Regions from separate parts of the Mus musculus genome. Here region 2 is linked to region 1. The links are chromatin loops, found by intact Hi-C in ENCODE. Cell type or tissue: left cerebral cortex. All regions are shown on one strand. Each heading gives the region's core, and the rest is flanking DNA. Links, peaks and the distances in the headings are about the cores only.

The links. Hi-C counts contacts between places; a loop is a spot of excess contacts. Peaks named below come from ENCODE experiments on the same cell type or tissue, not always from the same donor. Only the 100,000 strongest peaks of a DNase experiment are listed, where the experiment ranks them.
Region 2: a loop joins it to region 1, with 11 times the contacts of the local background. A loop is called at or near these places in 6 of 42 quality-filtered maps.

The regions. Positions count from the first base shown.
Region 1 is chr10:65,764,018-65,776,621 of GRCm38, reverse strand. It overlaps the pseudogene Marcksl1-ps1 and the pseudogene Gm19116. Among named protein-coding and RNA genes, the nearest start is that of Gm30853, 140 kb to the left of the region's middle. In left cerebral cortex, for the core only: a CTCF peak has its summit at 6,966; a DNase peak (open chromatin) is centred at 6,985.
Region 2 is chr10:64,078,211-64,090,814 of GRCm38, reverse strand. The region is part of intron 7 of Ctnna3 (catenin (cadherin associated protein), alpha 3); the gene reads right to left. Lrrtm3 (leucine rich repeat transmembrane neuronal 3) reads left to right here and starts at 560. Exons shown (of 3, transcript NM_178678.4): 1 at 560-1,105; 2 at 1,433-2,967. The coding sequence starts at 1,102. In left cerebral cortex, for the core only: a CTCF peak has its summit at 6,236 (motif pointing left); DNase peaks (open chromatin) are centred at 5,392, 5,730, 6,207, 6,778 and 2 more places; H3K4me3 peaks cover 3,233 bases; H3K27ac peaks cover 2,258 bases.

The DNA.
Region 1 (12,604 bases), core at 4,656-9,655:
ACAAGTATCATTTATACCAGTACCAATCCCCAAGAAAATAATTGCTCCAATGTGAGTCTTAGTACTAAAAATCACACTGATATTTGACATTAATTAAAAGAAGATGTCAGAGCTGGGCAGTGGTGGCACATGCCTATAATCCCAGCACTTGTGAGGCAGAGGGAGGCAGATCTCTGAGTTTAAGGCCAGCCTGGTCTACAGAGGAAGTTCCAGGACAGCCAGAGTCACAAGGAGAAACATTATCTCAAAAAGCCAACAAACATAATTAACTAACTAATCAACTAACTAAATGTGGATTTCAAAAGGTAGATGTTTTGTTCCTCAAAATTATTTTAATGCCACTTTGGCTGATCCACATCACAGCACATTAAGGCCAATAATATGTTTACTGATGTTCAATGGCCATTCCTATTTTCAAAATATATAAAAAGAGTGCCGTGCATAGTTTTATTTATACATTTACATATTTATATAGTTAATTTATAGTGCAAAACCTCAAAGTAGCCTGTCAGTGCACTATTTCATATAGGAAAGAAGAATCTCATCCATATATATGTATCCAATATTTCTCCTGGAATGAAAATTACTAGACGTATCCTAAGAAAAGTAAAACATGGATATTTATAGAGTATCCTGCACAGCATGGCAGTAGGTACCATAGTGAACAGTGAAAACCAAGAGGATTACAGAATAATATCAACCATTGTAGGAAACTCATATATGCAGACTTCTATTGCTGTGTTAGTTAGGTTTTTCTTGACATGGGAGAAAGAAAAGAAAACATTGTGGAAGAAATGGCACTAAGATTTGACCTAATTTACAGTTAATCAAGGTGCCACAAGAACCCTGAGACAGGGATGTGCACACACTGCTTAAAGCCTGTATATCTATGTGAAATGAATGTTGCAGTATTTTGTAAAAAAATCTGATGAGCTGAGTACATTTGCTCTTTATGCATATATTATCTCTCTCCACCAGCGTTGGCTTCACACACAAGTGACAGTGTAATCTATGGAAGGGAAATGGTTAGTGTCATAAATAAGGCATCTACTTCTCTGGCTAGCATATAATTAGACTTCAATAGATAGTGACACTTTTCCCTTCGAAACAAATTACTACTAGAAATAATTGAATTAGTCTGAGGAGCACAAGGTAATGATACGGGAACTGTATAGCTCTCAAAAAAAAAAAAAAAAAAAAAAAAAATCTCAGTGACGTTTCTCCTCGAGCATTTTTTTGTGTGTTCAATCTCTGTTAGTTTTGGTGACTCTTCAGTTACTATACTTGTGGTGACTTAGGAATAATGAGTTATAAAAACTTGTTACTTTCACTATGCAATCAGGACAGAGGTAAAGGGAATACCTATAGTAGTTTTATCATTTGTCTTCAATTGCTTTAGCTAAGAAATTATGCTTGAGTCTATAGCCTGGTCAGAAAGATTGGTCATATGACCTTGCCTAGAGTCATAGAAGTAAGAAAATAAAAGGCAGCAGAGACAATATTTAGTAAGAATTAATAATATCTCTAATAAAACTCTAAGATGAACTGGAATGATGGCTTAGTGCTTGAGAGAGTTCGTTGCATTTCTAATTTTAGTATATGTGCTGCCAAAGCAAGCACATCACTGCATTTCTAAAGGACATGGATTCATGTTTCAAGACCCAGATGATGGCTCACAACCATCTGTAACTCCAGTCCCAAGGGAATCTTCTTGTGGTCTCCCTGTGATTGTGCATATTATACGAACGTAAGCAAAACACCAAATACATAACAAAATAAAATATTATTTTATAAACTGTCTAAGAGCATGTTATGGAATTGGGGAAGGTTACTTGTCAACTGGGTACTAAAACTAAAGACATGCACGTATCTTTTGAATCTAATTAAGAACCTTGAGTCAACATTTAGCTCAGTATTAGAGCATTAGCCTATTCAAGGAACCCCAGCACTACAAACAACCAACAAACAAATAAAAATACAAAACAGCCTGAATATTAGTCCAGATATATAAGGAAGACGAACATGTCAAATGACCATCCAGAGACTGCCCCACCCGGGGGTCCATCCCGTGGTCAGCCACCTAATACAGACACTATTACATATGCCAGCAAGATTTTGCTGAAGGGACCCTGATATAGCTGTCTCTTGTGAGGTTATGCCAGTGCCTGGCAAATACAGAATTGGATTCTCATAGTCATCTATAGAATGGAACACAGGGCCCCCAATGGGGGAGCTAAAGAAAGTACCCAAGGAGCTGAAGGGGTCTGCAACCCTATAGGTGGAACAACAATATGCACTAATCAGTACCCCCAGAGCTCGTGTCTCTAGCTGCATATGTAGCAGATGACCTAGTCGGCCATCATTGGGAAGAGAGGTCCCTTGGTCTTACAAACTTCATATGCCCCACTACAGGGGAATGCCATGGCCAAGAAGTGGGAGTGGGTGGGTAGGGGAGCAGGTGGGGGGGAGGGTATAGGGGACTTTTGGGATATCATTTAAAATGTAAATGAAGAAAATGTAAAAGAACATGTAAAATGAGAACAGTTTACCTTGAATGTCATAAAGATAACACTGCAATGTTTCAGAGAAAAGAATTTTATTTTCATTTACTATTACTGGAGGATTTATGCTAAATAAAATAATAACACTGCTTCCTGTTTCATTTCTTGTAACTCTAACTTTCAGGCACATTTGATATCCAATTGCATAGATAAAAAAACAGAGTACTTAAGAGAAAAGGTAAGAATCTTGCTGGGTAAAATTGGAGCATGCAATTTTTTCTTAAAGAGGATAGCAGCATTTCAAATTTTCTAAGAACTATTAGAGGTAAGAGCATAAAAGGTAAAATATTATTTTATGATATATTCATGGAGGGAAAAGGAAAATTACAGTCTTTGGACAATATGTTGTGGTAAACACTTCTACAATGGAACCATATGTATGTTGTGTTAAAGAGAGAAAGAGAGATCTCCCAATCAGAAACAGAAAGCCTGGAAGATGTCCTTCATGAAGGAAAATAATTGAGTGGGTAAATTCCTATTCATTAGTGATTAAATAAACACAGATCCAAGATCACAATGTGACACTATCACACACCCAACCATGTCTCAAGTGAAAAAGACATGTCTGATTCAGCCTGAATACAGAGAAGTCAATAGAACATTCTTGCTTGGTTGTTGGAAATGTCAACTGATTAAGTTCATACCATTTAAAATTGAACACATCCAGAAATATTGAATTAAAATTCTCTTTTTTTGGTAGGATAAACATGCCCATGTAGTTATGAAAGAGATTTATAATAATATTTAATTCAATACTGTCCATAAAAGGCAGAAACTGAAGTAGACCAAATGCTCATCACATACAGGACAGAGCAAGAAGCAGCCATGTTTTGAGAAAGATTGGATAGAAAATATTTAGGTTCTGTTGGCCATGAGATGACTGCCACAAGTACTCAGTTCTGACTTTGCAGTGCCAAAGCAAACCTACAAAATCTGTAACTAAATTTGTATTGCTGTATTTCAACACATTTTGATTCAAAAAGCAGGTGGATTCGGACAATGAATTCCTTTTGCTTTTTGTGGCATAGATAATTAAATGCTGCATATTTAGAAGATATATATTAGAGACAAAGGCCACAGATAGACTGTAACTGCATGACCGACATGGATAAATTCCCTGTATTTTTTAAAAAAGAAATCTGACATATTCATGTGGATGTTCCCAGAATATTCAAATAGCATGATTCCATGTATTAAGCGGCCCTCTGTGGTACTGTAAATCAGAGGGATGGTTCTTCTGGTGAGTGAGTGAGTGTGTGTGTGTGTGTGTGTGTGTGTGTGTGTGTGCGCTTTCAGTGGGTAAAGTAGCTACAGCTTATGCAGGAAGTTTGAACAGAGAGTTCAGAATGAGTGAGTGTTCTGAAAAGCTAATGCTGTTCTCTTTCAAACTGGCTTCTGACTAGAAATATATTTTACCTTGTGAAAATTCATCAAGCGATTCATGAAGTATTTCTGATCAGTACATATGGCTCTGTTCCATGGGGAAGGATGGTCTTAAGAAAATGAATGGTTCATACCCTTTAATCGAGTAGCAGCAGGCATTCAGGTTTCTCATATGCTAATTTAAATTTATTTCATTACGGTAGAAAAATGAAAGAAGATTAAATTACCTTTAAAATGAAACCATAAAACCAAACCCTGTCAAAAGTTTTCAAGTCATATTCAATCATAAGAAAATGTAGAAAATCTAAAGCATGAGTTTTTTTTTAAATAATAGATTGGAAGACATGTTATGATAATATTAAATTAATAAACAAAGGTCTGTATTATAATTAAACTAATAACTATTTATGATAGTCATTAAATTAAAATATAAAATATTAGAGACACCAGATGGTGAACTAGGCTCCGATGCCATATCCGGTTTGTCTGGCCAACTATCCTGGCTTGGCCCTGCCCATTGGCATTGCTCTTTACATTACTGCTTGGCCCCATCTCAGTTCTCACGATCTTTGTCCATCTGTTCATGAGCTCTTGCAAATCTCTCCATGAGGAGATATGGAATGACCTTCTAATGATGTGCACGTGTGAGATCACTGACCAGCCTGGGCAATGTCAGCGATCAGCACTCCAAATTCAAATGACAGACTCTGCTAGCCATATTCTGTATACCAAGAAGGACACAAGTAAGTGGAATTTTGCCTTTACCATGGAAGATTATGACAAGATGGAAGTGTGTTTTGAGAGCGAGGGAGATGGGCGGATACCTGACCTACTTGTAATTCTACACAAGAAGCATGGATTGAGGGTGAAGAATTAGGACGAGATTGCAAAAGTTGAGGAACCTAAATATTTGGAGCTGGCGTTCTGATGCCTAAAGGACATTTGAAAGACAATTTTTAATGGTTTGGCATACATGAAGAAGCGGGAAGTTGAGATGTGCGGTACCAATAATTCCATATGCACCAGAGTCCTGTATTTCAGCATCTTTTCAATAATCTGTCTAGCTGCATGGCAGCTCTTCTGCCCGTGTCCCTTTTGCAAGTGCAAGAACTTGATACAGTAATGAGGCTCAGTCTTCCATCTCCTTATGTCTCAGTCAGCAGAACATCACTGGGATTTGCCTGGCCTAACCCAAGCCTATCCTGAAAACGGCGCCATCAAAATGCAGTGGGGTTTTCTTGCCAGAACTGTTTGCCATCAGTGTGGGAGAACACAGGGCATCATCTCCATGCAAGTCAGCAAGGTCCATAGGATTTGGGCTGGTTTGGCTGCAGGATTATTAAATTCACTTATGGGGTTAAAGGAACAAAACAAAACAAAAACAAAAACAAATAAAATAGTGGTTACCTAGATAATGCCAAAAACCAGCATTCATTCTGGGATTCCTTGCCTGATCTGTTTGAGCAGCTTGCTTGCTTTCTTGCACTTGCTCAGTATTTCGGTCTTTCTCTATTCTTTCCCCAAGATTGCTATGACCATAGTCAGCTGCTTATGAGATCTTTCATGATTTTATGTCTCTTAAATGGGTCATGGATGGGAACCATTAAAAAAAAAAAGAGCTTTGTACTGTAGAGAATCTCTTAAAAGAAAATCTCATTTTAGAACAATTAAAATGTCTGTGCTCACTGAAACATAAAATATTGAGTCTTTTGCCTATTCTTTAATAACTTTGTGAAGAAAATATTATAAATGGAAAAATTTAGAGCCCCAGCAAATTTCTGGGATTAGGAGAATTTACTTCTCACATAAAGCTCACTAAAATATATGTCTAGAAATAATATTTGGTAGTGTGGTTGAGTGGGTCAAGTTGCTTGCCAGGCAGGCACATAAGCTGAGATGAGAGAATTGACTTTCAGACTGCTCTCCTCTCACCTCAATATGTTCGCTGTGGTAAATATTTTTTGTCTGTGTGCTGTGAACCCCATTCATTGTGCACACACACAATTAAAATTTCAGGGAATATATCAGAGATATATTCCAGGAATATATATATATATATATATATATATATATATATATATATATATATACACATACACACAAATATATACACACATATACATATATGCATATATGTACATATATGTATATGCACATATACATATATGTATATATGTATATATCTTTACAGACTAAATGCTTTCTTAATATTTATTAAGTATGTATGGATGTTTTCCCTGAATGACTCCATGGGCACCAGACAGGCATGCCATGCACAAACATACATGAAGTCAAAACCCACCAGGAACATATACAATTTTTAAAGAAAAACACATATTCTTGAAATGAATGGTAATTATTTTCCACTGAGGCCTTTCTGTGTTGAAGGTCTTCCAATCTTCTGTGGTCTTGATGCATCTTCTTTATACCATTTAAAGAAAGAGCTGAAGCAGGGGAGTTGGCTGTGTTTTCAGACTCTTCCTTCTCCCTGTTATTAGTCATGGTCTTCAATTCTAGCACTCAGGTTAGCAGTTCATCATGGTTATCCTTTGAAACTCAGTGACTAAAAGAGGCCAGATTAGGATACATAAAATCTCGTCTCAATAAAACAACCAATCAACTAGTAGAACCTATTTCCTTTTGTATCCTTTTATTATTTTTAATTACACTTAGCATTTAAATACTTTGCATCCCAGGTTATATTGTATAGGAGACTACACAGTACTAAATATTTAAGTGACACATATGCTCAGGAACAAGGATGGGAGTTACCTTTGGATTTAACATAATAGTTAAACTCTATCAAACATTAAACAAATGGCTTGAAGACAGTGTCACTAAGCCATTCTAACTGTTGCTGAAATATAACTTCAAATACAAAATTCTTTTTCATACAAACTCAAACGATGGTTTCATTGGTCATAAAAATAATGTTAAGAAAAGCCTCTGGAAGGTCTATTTTTTTCCCTGAATGACATAAACTTTCCAAGCTATTACCGTGATAGCTAACGTTAGGTGGCACTGTTTTCCTTTTGGTATAATCCCAAAGGCAAAACTCAGAATCAAAGAACTGTTTGTGTGTTCTTAGTCCATGACAGAACCTACAGAGTTCGTATGAAGGTATTTTAATTAAATACTGGCAGATGCCTTCAAAGTGTAGTGGGCACTAAAATTTACATGCTCCTTGAGTACTTTATAGAAGAGGTACTTGCAGGTTATGAGTTAAACAAGCAATGAATGAACTTCAAATTTTTCTTGTGCACACTCATCGTGGTGCTATACAGTTTAGAAGGATTTGTTTTGTAATTGGCAAATATTCTCCTGTAAAAAGGAAAGGTTGTTTTAAGCAGAGATGAAGTTTAACTACATCATTAAGACATCAATAATATTCACATATGATATCATTCATATAACATTTGTTTTTGCAAAGGCTTTGTTGAGTTTACGGATTGTACATGTTGTATTTACAATATTGACAAGCATATTTTCTGACATAATAGGAATTATTGGGTAAAAATGATGTTATTAACCAGAAACCAAAGAGTAAAAAGACTTAACCTGATTTTTCTAATTTTCCATTGATTATTATTCCTTACTTGTTTAAATGATTATTTTATTTAAAAAATTAGTTTGAACTTTTTATATATGAATATTATATCTACCCCCCATATCCCCTCTTCCAATCCCTTCCCTTCCTGCACCCACCATCCTCTCCTGAACCATGTACTCCTTTTAAAACTCACTGAATCCACTTATTGCTGCCTGTATGTGCATGCTTGTAGAACAGTCTACTGGACCATGAGTAATTTCTCAATGGCTCATTGCTGGAGAAAAGTAAATGTTCCTCTTCTAGCAACCAATAGTGACCGATGTCTTACTAGCTAGAGATGGGACTTCATGACAACCCTCTCCATCATCTATGATGAGATTTTTGGTTGTGTACAATTGCAGTTATTTTGTGTTCTTATGTATACCTCAAACACCACTTTTCTGTAAGTAACCTATTACTTCTGCCTCTTATAATCTTTTAGACTCTTTCTTTCTTTCTCTCTTTCTTTCTTTCTTTCTTTCTTTCTTTCCTTCTTTCTTTCATTAGTGGAGCAACATTTTCCTTTTCCAAATGTTAAAGTAAATCCAGGTGGAAAAGAATAGTTTTAGTAGTTAGAAAAGAAAAGTACAAATCTGGGATTTGGACATCAAAAGTTATTTACACTAGGAAGGGAAAAAAGACAACAATAAGTTGTTTCACATTACAGACCTCCCTCCTGTCTGAAGCCGTATACTTGCTTATCAGGTCAGAGACATGGTAGATTTCACAACTGGAGGTTTGAACTTGTGTAAGACATTTATAAAAATCCAGATAGGGCAATATCATCCCCAGCCTAAGTGCCACTAGGCACAGACTAAAAACTCAACAGGGGAAAGGCTGGACAGTCAAGTCTAAGAGTATAAGCCCCACTTCTGGCTCAGAGGAAGAGGCAAAACAGAACCTACTTGAAAACGAATTGGAAATGCAGCAATTGCCTTCTGCATGGATGGGGCTTGGGTAGGAGGTAGGGACAGGAGCATTTCACCTCACTAGCTTAACTTATGAAACTATAAGGGGCCAACTTCAATTGGTCTTAAGAGTAAGACCAAATGGCTGATGGGAGAATCCATAGGAAGAAGAAAGTGGAGCATGGCTTGGGTAGGGGGCAACAAGCCCCTTCCTATCGAGGGACAGGAAGGCAGCCAGGGCACAAGGTCCAGGCAGTGACCTCACAAGGACAGCACATTTTTGCAGGTTAGAGATCACCCACCTACTCACACCCAGGCACTTCTTTTGTGATGATCCCTGAGATTTGGGTACAGGCATCCTTTTAGGGCCAAACACTCTGAAGTCTCACATTTTCAACACATTGGTTGTGGTCCCTCTGTGTTAATCACTATCTCCTGCCAAGAGAAGTTTCTCTGATAAGGAGAGATACACTAAGGTATGGTACAAATTCAAGTATTTATGAAGCAAATTAATATGATATATATTTTGCAGAATATTAGTAATAGGTTGTCCCCTATAGCCTATGACATATCCATCCAAGGATGCTTAGCCACATTAACAGTGGTAAGCATGAGCTCTTTCTAACATAAAGGGCCTTGAATCTAAGAAAGAAGTTGGTTATTCTCAAAATTTGAGTCACAGTTGTACCATGAGCATATCTCATCTCCTCACATACTGCACTGTTTTCTGGTTAATACAATTTTTCTGTGTGTTTTTTCCCCTTTTGGAGTGAAAGGCTTTTCACACTTTAGAATTTAATATTCATTTATTTCATGATTCTCTTACATTTACCAGTAACCTGATTTCTAAGTGTATTTTTCTTTGTTTTCTATGTAATGGAATAACTAGCAAACTTGTTATAAACCCAGCATTACCCTGATAGGAAAGGCAGGTAAATGCAGAAGAAGGAGAAGAAGAAGAAGAAGAAGAAGAAGAAGAAGAAGAAGAAGAAGAAGAAGAAGAAGAAGAAGAAGAAGAAGAACAACAACAACAACAACAACAACAACAACAAGAAGAAGAACAAGCAGAAGAACAAGAAGAAGAACAAGAAGAACAAGAAGAAGAACAAGAAGAAGAACAAGAAGAAGAAGAAGAAGAAGAAGAAGAACAACAACAACAACAACAACAAGAAGAAGAACAAGAAGAAGAAGAAGAAGAAGAAGAAGAAGAAGAAGAAGAAGAAGAAGAAGAAGAAGAAGAACAAGAAGAAGAACAAGAAGAAGAAGAACAAGAAGAAGAACAAGAAGAAGAAGAACAACAACAACAACAGCAGCAGCAGCAACAACAACAACAACAACAAAATAGACCAATTCCTTTGAGGAGCATACATGTAAATAAAGGCTCTCAGCAAAATTAGAAAACACAGTAAGATCATACAGTATAAAAAGTTGGTGTCATTTCAGGAATAGAGGGTTTTCAGAATACGAAAATCAGTAAATATAATGGGAAGCAGGGCAGACTTATTTAATGCGGGTGGAATTACAAACCACTGCAGCCAGTAAGACTGAGTGAAGATCTCAAAGCTAAAATGAGAATGACCATATAAACCAGCTGTAGTATTCCTGAGGATAATCTCAAAGGACTCAAAGTCTTGGTAAATCTGTATTTATTTAGGCATCATTCACAATTGCTAAGAGATGGAAAGAGCCTATGTATCATCAACTGTTGAATGTGTGAAGAAAATGCAGTATATCTGCACAGTGACTTTTAATCAGGTCTTAAGCCATGATCTTGATCAAGCTTTAAAATCATGAATACTCAATAAATACAGAAGGCTGTGTTTATATATTTATGCATATGTACATATACACATACATGTAAGTAATAATAATAGTAACAGGAAAAAATCGAATTGACAGAGGGTAAGATAGAAATGTGGAAGTAGCTAAAGGGACAAGAAGGAAGGGGAAATAATGTAATTATATATATATATATATATATATATATGTATATATATATATATATACATATACATATACATATACATATACATATACATATACATATACATATACATATACATATACATATACATATATATGTGTGTGTATATAATTTATTATATTTTATGTATGTGTTTGCCTCTCTCTCTTGGTCTTGGTTTGTGTGGATAGCTATGTGGGTGTGGATACATGTCATGCATTTGTCTGGTACACATGGAGACTAAAAGATAGCATAAGATGTCTAGAAACTAAAGTTGCAGACTGTTTGGGGCCACTATGTAGGTGCTGGGAATTAGACTTGTGTCCTCTAGAAGAGCAGCCAGTGCTCTAAACTACTGAGCCATCTCTCTAGCTCTAAATTATATTTTAATTAATGAATGATTTTAATTAAAAAATGAGATAATTTTGCAGGTAAATGAATGGAACTAGAAATGTATTGTGTTAAACAAAATTAGTCATAATCAGAAAGACAAACATATTATTTTCTTTTATAATTTTACACTATGTGTATGAGAGAAATAGCTATATATTTACATAGATATTAGATTATATAGAGAGAATATATATTCTAATATAGACTATTCTATTATTCTATAGAATATGGTAATGCATTTGTATTCAGTGTACTGAAGGGCAAACTGGAAGGGCAATGAGGAAAACAATTGTGTTTAAAATAGTGTCGAAACTGTGTGCTGGGGAAATAGATTAGTGATTAAATTGCTTGTTGTTCAAGCCTGGAGACCTCAGTTCAGATTACCAGCACCTAGGTAAATGCACTGTTAATCTGTTGCTAGAGAGGCAAGGGCAGGCAGATGGATACTTGGAGCTCATTGGCTGTTCTGCTTTGCCAAATGAGTGACCACTAGGATCAGTGAGAGACCCCATGTTCAGAAAAAAACACCCAACAATAACCTCTAGCTTCTGTTTTTAGATGTTTCCACACATGCACACATGCAAACATGCAGTCACTTACAATACATGAAAAGAATAAAAAAAAAGTAAAACTACTTAGAAATAAATTTAGGGAGAAAAAAGCAAACCACACATATTCTGAATACTATGCACCATCAAGGGAGAGGGAATTACTGGAGAATTAAATAATTGGAAATATAAACTAATTCCATCGCAGAGGGATGACCATCATGAAAAGGCACACTCCACGAATTGATGCACAGATCCACTGCGAAGCTCATCAGTAGCTTACATAATGTCCTTACAGAAATTGCTATCTGATGCTAACACTCTTATGGAATTTAAGGTGTATTCCCGGACAGCTAAAACCATTTTTTTAAGAGGCTAGGGAAGTAGAAAGAAAAGTTCCTGATATCAGAGCTGTTCCAAAGCCAAAGGGATGAAGAGGATGGATTCAGGAAAGGATAAGCAAACAAATTACTATAGAGAGACATTAGTATGCAGAGATAAATAATTATATATTACTTAATTTTTCTCTTTCTTACTTTTATTTAATTAGCATGCAAAGATTGGGTGTCTTCATATTAGTTTCAGGCATTCACGCCTTTAATCCCAGAACTCGGGAGGCAGAGGCAGGTGGATTTCTGAGTTTGAGGCCAGCCTGGTCTACAAAGTAAGTTCCAGGACAGCCAGGGCTATACAAAGAAACTCTGTCTTGAAAAACAAACAAGCAAGCAAGCAAACAAACAAACAAAATCATTAATTTTTTAGATGTCTATCAACCTCCTTCCCACATCTCTCCTGTCACCACCCTCTTCCTGCTCACTGTAGCGCACTGCTGCAATCATGGTATGTTTGGTCAATTGTTCTTCTTACTGTTCCTCCCATGTTGAGATCTTTTAATCTTTTCTTTGCCTACTTTCTAATTTTGTGATGCTCTCTTTCTCTCTATCTAAAGATAGATAGATACAGATTCTATATTAGAATGCATATATTCTTTATTAGAATATATTATATATACATATTATATTTTACATATGTTCTATGTATAATGTAGATAGAATATATACTCAATATATTCTAATTGAAAATATATATTCTAATGTATATAATATATTGATATTATCAATACTACTAACCTTGATTATTAATGTTAATGTATATGGTAATTATATATTATATTTATATGATTATAATAATTTTAATTAATAATATTACCAATGATATATTATATATACATACACAGATTACAAGTGTGTTTACATAGG
Region 2 (12,604 bases), core at 4,314-9,313, 1.7 Mb after region 1:
GCCCTATTAATTTGTGTGTCATCAGTCATTCTGTCCATTGCAAAGCCGATGTAGTCTAGCATTCTGAGACACCTTGCATAATATAATCACGGTGACTCCGAGAGGTCAAACAGGCACGCTCTGAACGCAGTTTTGTGAAGAGCTCAATAATTCATTTTATAAATTTCAGCTCAAAGCCTACACTGAGGTTAAGAAAATTTGACATTCGATCTGTGAACTTAACGTCAAGCTCGAGAAAAAAAAAGAAAAAAAGAAAAAAACCCCACAACTCTGGGAAGCACATGTTTGTCGATTAAGCAGACGCAGACAGTTACAGGCGTTGCCAAATTGTAAAACAAGACTTGGGTATCACGGAAAATGTTGCTAGTTATTGATTACGTTGACCATTCACTTCCTATTGAGCCACCCAAAAGAACCATTCATTTTCCAGCAGAGCCTGCTCATTTGCAAGATAAAAGAGAGCCAGCTCTGCACATGCCCATAGTGTTCCCCACCACTGGGGGCAGCTTTACATAAGACTGCATTCACTGAAACCGAAGCAACAGTCCGAGCGGCTTACAGAATGACAGTCTGCGGGAGTGAGCTGAGAGTGTGCGCGGAACCCGGCTCTCCTGCCTTCTGGGCTCCAACGCAGCTCCGAGGCTGAACTGGGTGCTCACCACCACGGGTTCGCCGGACTATGGAATACAGATGTGGCAGCACAGGTAGCCCCACGTTGCCTAGAGGAATACATTATGGGTTTTGAGAAGAAATTGTAGGAGCCAGTTTTTTTCTTTTTTTTTTAACACACACACACACACACACACACACACACACACTGTAAAGATGCAAAAACGTAATATCCATGAAGATCCTATTACCTAGGAAGACTCGGATGTTTTGCTGCGAATGCGGTGTTGGGATTTATTTGTTCTTGGAGTGTTCTGCATGGCTGGTAAAGAATAATGTTCCAAAATCGGTCCATCTCCCAAGGGGTCCAATTTTTCTTCCTGGGTGTCAGCGAGCCCTGACTCACTCCACTGCAGCTGACAGGGGCTGTCATGCAGGCGGCCCCTAAGCCAAAGCAAAAGACCTAAGGACGACCTTTGAACAATACAAAGGATGGGTATGTTTTGATATTTTTCTTCTTTCCTTCTTAAGAAAAAAAAATTGAAAAAAAATCCTCTAAGTCTATGTAATAATTCTGCTTTAATTGTTTTAAAGATTATCTTTCTCTGGTCTAAGACTATAAATTCAATTATCAGTGGCTACATTTCCTTGTTTAACTGATAGAAATATGCAATATCCTTCTATTACAAAGATGATGTTTGATGCTAAATGGTATCTAAATGTTTACATTTCTGAATGTGGAAATGAACAGCTAGTTTTGCTTGGTTAAAAAAAATGCATTCGTTTTGGGGGGATAACTTTTCTAAGTTGTTTTTATTTCCAGGTTTCAATGTAATTAGGCTACTGCGAGGATCAGCTGTAGCGGTGGTTCTAGCACCCACTGTCTTACTGACAATGCTTTCTTCTGCTGAACGAGGATGCCCTAAGGGTTGTAGGTGTGAAGGCAAAATGGTATACTGTGAGTCTCAGAAACTGCAGGAGATACCCTCGAGTATATCTGCCGGTTGCTTGGGTTTATCCCTTCGCTACAACAGCCTCCAAAAACTTAAGTATAATCAATTTAAAGGGCTCAATCAGCTCACCTGGCTCTACCTTGACCACAACCACATCAGCAATATCGACGAGAATGCTTTCAATGGGATACGCAGACTCAAAGAGTTGATTCTGAGTTCCAACAGAATCTCCTATTTCCTTAACAACACCTTCAGACCTGTGACCAATTTACGGAACTTGGATCTGTCCTACAATCAGCTCCATTCTCTGGGATCGGAACAGTTCCGGGGCTTGAGGAAGCTGCTTAGTTTACACCTCCGCTCCAACTCACTGAGAACCATCCCGGTGCGGATCTTCCAAGACTGTCGCAACCTGGAACTTCTGGACCTGGGATACAACCGGATCCGAAGTTTAGCCAGGAATGTCTTTGCTGGCATGATCAGACTCAAAGAGCTTCACCTGGAGCACAATCAATTTTCCAAGCTCAACCTGGCCCTGTTCCCAAGGCTGGTGAGCCTTCAGAACTTGTACATGCAGTGGAATAAAATCAGTGTCATAGGGCAAACCATGTCCTGGACCTGGAGTTCCTTACAGAGGCTCGACCTGTCTGGTAATGAGATCGAAGCCTTCAGCGGACCCAGTGTCTTCCAGTGTGTTCCCAATCTGCAACGCCTCAACCTGGATTCCAACAAGCTCACATTTATTGGACAAGAGATTCTGGATTCTTGGATCTCTCTCAATGACATCAGTCTGGCTGGGAATATATGGGAATGCAGCAGGAATATCTGTTCCCTGGTAAACTGGCTGAGAAGTTTTAAAGGTCTGAGAGAGAATACAATCATCTGCGCCAGTCCCAAAGAGCTGCAGGGGGTTAACGTGATCGATGCGGTGAAGAACTACAGCATCTGTGGGAAGAGCACTACCACAGAGAGGTTTGACCTGGCCAGGGCCCTCCCCAAGCCCACATTTAAGCCCAAGCTCCCCAGGCCGAAGCACGAGAGCAAGCCTCCTCTGCCCCCCACGGTGGGAGCTACCGAGCCCAGCCCAGAGACAGATGTGGACACGGAGCACATCTCCTTCCATAAGATCATCGCGGGCAGCGTGGCCCTTTTCCTGTCGGTGCTGGTCATCCTCCTGGTGATGTACGTGTCCTGGAAGCGGTACCCCGCGAGCATGAAGCAGCTGCAGCAGCGCTCCCTCATGCGAAGGCACCGGAAGAAGAAACGGCAATCGCTCAAGCAGATGACTCCAGGCACCCAGGAATTTTATGTAGATTATAAACCCACCAACACGGAGACCAGCGAGATGCTGCTGAACGGAACGGGACCCTGCACCTATAGCAAATCAGGCTCCAGGGAATGTGAGGTATGAACCATTGCGATTAAAAAATAATAATAATAAAGGAAGGAAGGAAGAAAAAAAAGAAAAACACAGCGCGCTCTTAACGGCTGGGAAATAAGGGGGTGCTTTATTGAACTCCGCTGTCTGTCAAGGGAACACGGTGCCCTCCCCTCCCCCTCCCTCTCACTATGCTGGCAAGGGCCTTCCCTGTCCCTCGGAGTGTGTTCATAATACTGGTCATTTTTCCTCTCATAAATAATCAACCCATTGAAGTTTAAATACCACAATCAATGCGGAGCTAGAACTCCGGTTTAACACCATGCCTAGTGTCTAAGACTCTTTATGGATCTCATTAACATAACATTTGTTTCCAGATTTAAAAAAAAAAAAAAACTTGTTTTCCCCCTCCCCACCCCCCCACCCCCCCACGATGCTCACACTGGCTCTTCTTCTTCATCTGGGAGTCTCAGAGCTCCAGCTTAAGGTGGTGTGCGCTTTAGCAAATCTGGGAGTGGGGGGGTGGAGGGAGTGATCCCAGGACCTTGGAGGGTTGAATGCATTTGAGGAGATGACTGGCTTCAGGCACACAGTAGAGAGTGAGAAACAATGCCTGCCTTATCAAAGAAAATCCGGGAAAACTCTCCACAGAGGGTGGTGGGTTACAGCAGATCCCTGAGCAGTTTCTAGGGCTTCAGAAATCACAACCAGCCAAGCACAGGGACGGACGGGTGTCAAAGGGTTAAGATGCCAAAAGCAGATGGCTGCCAAACACAAGGAGACCCTGAGAGCACAAAGTTTGAGCCTTGCAGTTTCAGCTCAGATCCCCCCCCCCTCCCCCGTGTGGCTGTGGAATAAAACTAAAAGGGGTCACCGTAGGTTTCCCTCTGCCTGTGTGTTCCCTAAACATGTTGATTCATTACACAACCAAGTCAGGAAATAAACACATCCCTCCTCCGAGGAAGCAGCTAGTCCGCTGGAAGGGAGGGAGTTTTCAGAGATGAGGTTTGCTAAGTACTCTCTGCAAGCTGGAACTTTACCAGGATTTATCTCTTTGCCGCTTCTTTCCCAAGACCCCAGTGCAGTTCATAGAATCCTGAGCCCTGTGACGTCCTGTTCAGGGCTTGTGAGACTGTCCTGTGCGTCCTGTGATGTGTTCCACACAAACCAGACCCCTAAGCACTGACACTTCATTCAGCTATCTGAACACACACATGCTTCCCCAACGTTCTCCTTTCAAAGGATGCTCCTGGTAACACCTTGGTACATGGAGCATGGAAAGGGGGGGTGGTGGGGTGGGGGGGAGACTGACTGTGACAGCTTGTCTTTGCTTTGCTGTTGTTGACATCGCTGTGTCTCCGTGTTCATCTGTATTGTAACTCATCCGTCAGTACAATTCTGTACAGAACTGGCCTGGCAGCCTGCACGCTGCATGCATGTTTTTTATGTCGTTGGTGAAAGTCTGTCGACTGCAGCTCGGGTATCACGCCCTCTGTATTTATGGGGTTTCAGAGAAATATATTTATTTTTTGCCACCCCGTTTTGTTTTGTCCTCTCAGATGAGCACTTTCGGTGTGCACGCGGACCGTAATGATTTTGCTTTCTGCATTAAGGACGGTTCAGCTTTCTGACCGTCCAGGCCTCCCATCTTTGACCCCATCCCTAGTCTTTCAGAACAGTCGCTGCAAAAATAATAATAATAAAAGCCATGAAAAAGTGAATGGCTATTTCTTACTAGCATTTTTTTAATGTATGTAGAGGATGGAGGTCTTCCAAAGGCTGAAAGGGAAAGATCTAGACAAGTCAGTGTGAAGTAGAATGATAGCAGGGGATCCAGATTCTTAAAGTCATACTTCTAAGCATAAAGAAGAGCAGCATTTCGAGGGGACTCGCCATTAAGGTGCTTTGATGAGGCCAGGCAGTAGCTCAGGAAAGTATCACAAGTGCAATATGTTTACCCATGACTAACCATCGAGTATACATTTATTAATGCCAAATGGCCACAGAGCCCCAGTGGATCAGTAATGCAGACACATCTTACGGTGTCAGGGGCTGGGTGGCCAAACCCACTGAGATGCTCTTCAGTGAAATTGTAATTTTACTTTTTCTTTTTCTAGACTGTCAGTAAATACATATTCCATCTAAATTTTTTCCTTTGGTCAGCCTCATTATTATCTGTACTATGAAGATGACTGTAATAATTAAATGCACTGTTGAAGTGGAAAAGGCCCCTTTCTCTTCTTTTACTTGATCCTCTGCCTTATGTATCATGGGAACAAATTCCACACATACACATACTTGGAATATATATATGCATATTTTCCAAGTATGCCATTGGAATGTATAAAACCTGTTTGCTCTATTGAAAAGTATTTGTTAGGCTCAGCACCACTTGGTGTGTTAAACTGATGTAAGATTGAATGAATGACCAACATTTTGAAGGCTGCTCATTTTCAATGCCTTAGAGATTTACTGAAGGATAAGACGCCAGACAAATGCCTTAGAATAATAAAACACTTTTTGATTCTGGGCATGAAACTGCAGGGGGGTGGGGGGGATTGGCAACACGTGTTTTTCCTTAGTTAAGGGCTCTTCTCCAGCTGTCAGAATGCCCCGAGAACCAATTTGTGCAACCAATTTGTGCAACCTAAGGCGAGAGTTGTTTCTGCACTATTGTGTCGCCCAGAAAAGCCAGGTGGTAAGTGTCCTCCTGATCAGAAATGACTGTCCTTGTATCTGCCCATGGCACTTGTAGACTGTATGCCATGCTTCTACTTTTTATATATAAGCATTTAAAATGCACTGCGTATTGGAGAAGAATCCTTGGCTATTCCTTTTTAATTGCAAATTTACATGAACTGGTCGGTTTCCCTCAGTTAAGGGAGCTTTCTGACCTGTTGAAATGTTCCGTGGAGACCCATGGCTGCAGGAGTCTCTCTGCCTTTAAATGCTTTCTCAAAACAGAGAGGAAGTGGAGTCCATTCTTTTGGACTGAACGTTTGTGATTTGTGTTTTGTGTTTGTTTCTCCTTTATTTATTAACCCCGGTACACACTGTGCTGAAGCAGGCGTGCTCAGTGCCAGAGAATTTTAAGCAATGTTATGCAGCATATAATCATTTTAAGTGACTTTGTACCTTCCAAGGATGTTGACATGACATCTTTCCAAAGATTATTAACCATTTGTTTGTATGTTTGTTTGTTTTTCTTTTTAAACTTGGTTTGGTGCTTCAACTATATAAGCAGAGACTGGCAATGATGCTTTCTATAGAGTAGCACTGTCCTCTAGTGGCTAGTCCAAGTAACTACAGCTGTTCGCACATTTTTAGCGTCTTGGTTTTTGTCTTTTGTGAACTTATTGGCAGCATAGGTTTCTCTGTGCATCATACTGATTGTTAACTTTGTTATGAGGTATAATTATCATCCACATTATCAAATATATGAATGTATATTCATATTTCTCAGTGGTACCAGAAAGAAAAGCCATTACATTGGTATTGAGAGCTAGAGAAATAAATACCCAAAGACACAGAGCAAGCCCTAACGCAGTAAAAATAGATAAGAAACACTTGAAGTATTTGTACTCAACGATATTAGCCCAAGTCATCTGTAATGTTTTCGTTAAAAGTGCTACTATTTTTTTGTGGTCAGGATTCTGAAATAGAGTGTAACAGGCTCGGGGAACCAGATCCCTGCATTGCTATTGAGGGAATCGGACCAACTCTTGCTTGTCAGTAGTTATGGGAAAGCTATCCATAGGAGGGAGGCCTCCCCTGCAGTGTCAGAACTGTTCTCCAGTTTGTCGACCATGTCAGTGACCTGTGCTTCGCCCCCGGGCTTTCCCCCTCCTTCCTCCTCTGCTGCTAGCTAAACAGTGGTGCTATTAGCCTCTCTGACAAGGGTGGTACAGTCTAAGAGGCGCTGATTCATGGATAATGAAATTACGCTCTCCCTCTGGGGAAGGGGAAGGCAGCATCACATGCGTAGCCTTGGCAAGGGATGTCAGGATGCTGTAGGTGCGCTGAGCATCTCTTCCTTTGTCGTTTACCAATATGAGAACACGAATTGCTTATTTTAAGTGTGGATTTGGACTAGCATCAGATAACAGTGTTAGCCCATCAAGCTGGAGACAGAATGAGTCCTAAACACAGCGAATGAGAGTTGAGCCATGAAATATGAAAAATTCAAAAGTCAAATTGTTTGTTTGTTTTTCCCCAGCCCAGGGTTCTAATTGGGATCTAGATCTGTAGCAAACCAACCCCTGGTACCTTACTATCTTCATACTCTTTTACATGTGTATTAAAAAACAAAACAAAACAAAACAAACAAACAAACAAAAAACCAAAGGGCATTTGGGACAAACCATATGCAGGAAAAATACTATCAGCAAAATTGAATAACAAACCTTGTAAGAGAAACAGAATGCGTGGGTATTAAATACTGTGTGGTAAACGGCTCTTCAAAGCCAATCAAATGCCATCACCCTAGACACACAAGGAGAAGTCGCAATGTCCTCAGCCACAGTAGTCAAATGAACTGGACCTGATTTTTACTCAGCCTCCAAAGTCATTGGTGACTTGGAGTTAGTGGATAGACTGTTGTAAAAATACCACAAAAAGAAACTAAAAGTTAATGGTGTCTCACATGTGGGAAAAATATCACAGCAGTGAGTGACAGCCCTAGAAATAAAGATGCAATTCAATTCTCTCTGACACTTGCTAAGTCAACTCAGGTACATTTCTTGGCTTTCCAAAATTTGAAGACACCCACGCATTAGATTAGTTTGCAATAATGACTGAGTGTGAAAAGCTTTGCTTTTTTATAAAGTGGTCCTTCCACACGTGTGTGTGTGTGTGTGTGTGTGTGTGTGTGTGTGTGTGTGTGTGTGTGTGTTTAAAAATAGCACTTAGTGAGATGCTCTACTGGGCTTGCTTCCGCTCTGTGTTTGGTACAGGTCAAAGAAAAGAATCATTTTGCATCAGGGAGTCTAGAACTTTTGACTCCCACAAAGATTAACATCCTTCATCTTGGGTTTTCTCATATCCATCTTGAGGAAGGAAAAAAAACCCACAAGATTTTATTAGTAATCACATATATGTGGATATGGTATATAGCATATATATGATAAATATAGCAGTACCAACCAGAGAACACTGAAGCAAAAACTTATCAATCTAAATAAAATGTTGATCTGTACCTTATCAGCCAGAGGCTTTCCTTGTTGGTTCGGCTTGCCTTCCTCTCCTGAGCATGACTGACTCTGTTGACTTTGTACTGACAAATAAGCTTCCATGGCAAGATGGCCCTGCTTCCGAGCAGCACTGGAATGGACCATATGTGTTCTGCAAGCTTAGCACCTGTTGCCACCATGTGGCTCACATCAAGGCTTCCATCCCTTACAACCTTGGAATGCACATCGCCAGAACCAGTTTACCTTCACTAGTAACTGTGAACACTGGCAACCAGGGGGCTGTCAAAAAGAGGCATAAAGAACAAGAGATTCCTCTTATTCCTTTTACTTCTTTAATTCCTTTCATCGTTAAAGCAAATAATTAATCAGAGAAAGACCACAACCCCACTTCCCATCTCACCGAGTATATGGTTAACTAATGTGGAAACTGTCTCTTTGCTGTTTGGGTTCCCGGAACACATCGAGAGAGCAGAGAGAAGACCCCAGGGTTTTAAAGAAATTTTTTGTTGGCTTCACTTGCAAGGGTGACAGGGGAAATAAATGTTCCTGAGTGAGCTCTCCAAATCTTGTGAGGAGCGACCCAGGAACATAAAAAAGATAGGGATCTCTAGGTCACAACAGAAGACCGTCATAGTTTACCTATATTAGGACCACTGTCTAAAAGCAGGGAATCTGGAACCAACATGGCCCATCTCAGGAGAGACCAGAGAACCTTCTTCTGTCCTGTCCTTCCCAGCAGGTTCTGAAGTAGGAATTAAACATTTCCTGACAAATCTCTGCATTCTCTTACTATTGTTGGTGGGGGGCGGTCGTCCTTCCTAAAAGATGCTTTATCTTTACCTGCTGCTCATACATAAATTGGAATTCCCTTTGCAAAAGAGACCACTATTCTGACATTACATACACAAAACTTGTTTACAGCGTATACATCATTCCACAGATGGAAGAAAGCACCAATTACCCAATAGAAAGTGTGTTTACATTAAATATTACAGCATAAAGGAAATGAAAGGCCAACTGATCCTTCTATCTTTGCTCTAAAACCTGCTAAATATCTCTATAGTGTTTTCTGATTTTCAGTGGAGAGAGAGAGAGAGAGAGAGAGAGAGAGAGAGAGAGAGAGATGATACAATTGAATTGCCAGTCTTGCAAATACAAAAACTCTTTGCCTACCCAATTAACTAACTCAGGACAAGCAGTAAAGGTATCAACTGTATTCCATCAATTAGAAGCATCAATAGCAGAGTTTTGTTTTCTTGGGGATAAAAATGGGGTTTGTTTTGTTTTTTGGGGGTGTGTGGTATCAGATGTAAAGCAAAGACTACACACATTCAGCAAAGGTAGTTTGTTGAAGATTATCTCCAGTATCCATCTTCCATCAAAAATCATAAGGCTTCATTTAAATGTAAATCCTTACTCAGCATCCTTGTGGCTACAGCTTATTGATGATGTGGAGAGACCCATCGGACAGTGGGTATCGAGCACACAGGAGCTCAATGTTAGCATCCTGTGGAGTTTTGTGGCTTACAGTTTTCCTTGCTGGTATTATTGATCTCTCTCACAATTATCTCTCCTTGAACGCAAGTAATCAGAATGTCAGAAAGAGCATTAAAGGAACCAGGGTAGACCATGTGCTGTTGGACAGATGCAGTAGCCTTGGAGACTGGTAGAAGTGACAGGCTACTCTCTAACGGGCGATAACATAAATGATGCTCTTCAAGGTCGCCATCAACTTAGGGAAGGATTTTGACCGACTTGCACAGAGATGTAAAGGACAGAGCATGACTATTTTGTTTGAGTTTGTCTGCCTTATGGTCCTTGGAAGTCAAAGCAACTTCTGTGCCTTGGGAGTTAACTAGAAGACTTAAAAATGGGTGATATGGCAGGAGATGTGTTATGAAGGGTTTTTGTCTTCCACCAAGCCTGTTATTTGGTATATGATGATGCTAAAAGATCCATACCCTATAGATCCATATCTTACACCCGTTCTGCTTTATAGGACTTCCCTACAGTAACTCCTGACCCATTCAAATGAGGCATCGTAACCCAGGTTACCCTCCTTCCATTCTCTTTGGTTCATGATTTCCAGTGATTTGCTCATGAATTTGCTCATGAATCAGTGATTTGCTAATGAAGTGTTAACCTGCTAGTCATGGGTGCTTCCTAGCCTGGCATCCACTCCACCTCCTTCAGCCATTAAAAGGCTCCATGCACTCACTTCTATGTTGTTTATAGATAGGATTGAGTCGTAAAAATGTAAAATTCTACATATACTTTAATGGGCTCTACTCTGCCTGTTTTTATGGTTTAATACACTTTGATGTGTGGGGTCTTTATTAGTTTACTGTAAAATGCAAAAACATCAAGGTAGCTATAAATTGCAAGGGAAAGGTCATGGTGGATTTAAAAAAAAAAAAAACCTGTTTATAGACTCTTCACATATTTAATTTAAAACATAACCCCAGTGATGGGTATTCTATGCCTTACCCTCTTGACTACTAACTTATCCTCCAAGGCTGTCATTGGAATCATGAATCTCACTTTCACATTCCTTCCTCTCTCTCACTTTAGAGGTTTTTGTTTTGTCTGTGGCATGGTTGAAATGGTCCTTTCTCGGTGCAACCTGGAGTCAGGTGTGAAGTTATCTCCCTTTGACCTTCTTGGACTCCCGTGACTTTCGCCGTTTAGGAAGATCATGTGTACTGAAATCCCTCCTACTTGTGACTCTTTATGCCTGGCTGCATGCCTCTTCCCAAATCCAGGGCAAATGTCCCATCCGAGGATCCAAGAGCACCTCCTTGTGGGAAACTCATTGTGGTGTTAGTCACTCATTTATCCACACTTACTATGTTATGCCTTCTTTCCTCCACGCCCCTCCCTGAAGAAGGGGCTTGTGTTCTAGCAGGAACATGGGCTGCTGCTCCTTAAAGAACTACTTTGAAGTCATGTCCTGGCATCTGATTAACTGTATGGCTTTAAGTTTTAGCTTCCTTGTTTAAAAAAAAAGTATTCATAAAATGATAAAACCATTACCAGGCAGCTGCAAAGGAGACAAAAGTTGGTGTGTTTTCAGACACAATTATGTGTTGGTATTTTTGTTTTGTTTTTGTTTTTGAATCATGTATTACTTAACTGGGACGTCAGAAGGTTCTTCTTCATCATCATGTAAATGAGAACCCCAGGACAGACTTGACAGGGAGCAGTGACTTTTTTTTCCCTCATGCACCCTAATATCTAGGCACCCTCATGTGTCTTAATGCTCAAATCCCAATAGAGTTTCAACTAGAATGAGACTTCTATTAAACTCAAAAGGAAGGCTCTAAGCTGGGGTAAATTCAGACATATCTTGGCATGTGACCATTACTGAAGCCATGTGTGAGGACAGTCCTCGGCCTCCAAAGGAAGCCAAGCTACCTCTCTCCCTTCCCCGTCTCTGATGTAGGCTGGTTCTCGGATCCCCAAACCATCTCAGCTCTTGTAGGATGCAGCCAATTCTGCCTCTACTCACTCTCAACCCCTCCCTGGTCACAACCCCCAGCCCCCTTTTCTGTCCTTTAAACCTGTGACAGGAACTGTGTCACAGGCTGCCCCATGCTTGAGTTCTTAAAATGCTGGTGTTAGTCTTCTGAGCAAACAGATTTCTTTTCTGAATTCTTTCAATGTCATTTGGTACAGACATTTCCAGCCATTGTGATAAAGTTACTGTTGCAAACAATCCAGAACAAACATATGAATTCTTTGGCAGCTTTATTGCATCAGTCTAATGTTTATTATATGTTATATACAATGTATTATATATAATCATACATATTATATATCATATATTATATCCTATTCTGCATGTAATATTCCCATTTTATCACTGAAGCAATTTCAAAATCTATTCTTTTGAAAAAGTGGAGTATAACCGATTACATTCAGATGGAAAAATTATTTCTATGTTGGCAATGATCTGACAGTGGCTTTTGCTTATGAAAGTTCTCGGGGTTTTCAATATTTTCCATGGCATTTGAAAGTGAAAAACAGCTTTTAAAAAAAGCAAGGAATAGCATTTTATTTAAATTACTGTACTTTGTTTTCATGAACTTGGGAGACCTGGCTTCTCTTGGAGCACTTGTTCCTGGAAAAGGTCCTTTGATCATGAGTTTAGATGGCTGTTTATCTCAGTCATTGTGTAGCTCCTGCTTTGGGCACATTCTGAGGCCTCAGCTCTCTTCCTGCTTGGAGCAGGTTACCCTCCCATCTCCCTAGGTGCTAGGCTGCAGGTCCACAACTGTCTGATCATATGCATCTCCAAAGAACGACAATTGGAGGCTCCAAATTTCAAAGACTTGTGGCAGTATATTCATCTTTCTCTTCATCTCATGAAAAAAAAAATCCAAGTATGCAGAAAGCATATGAATCACATGAAACCAAAAGCCACCCATGGCTGCGCCCCCTTCATCCCTCCATCCCTGACTTCTCTCTCATCTTCA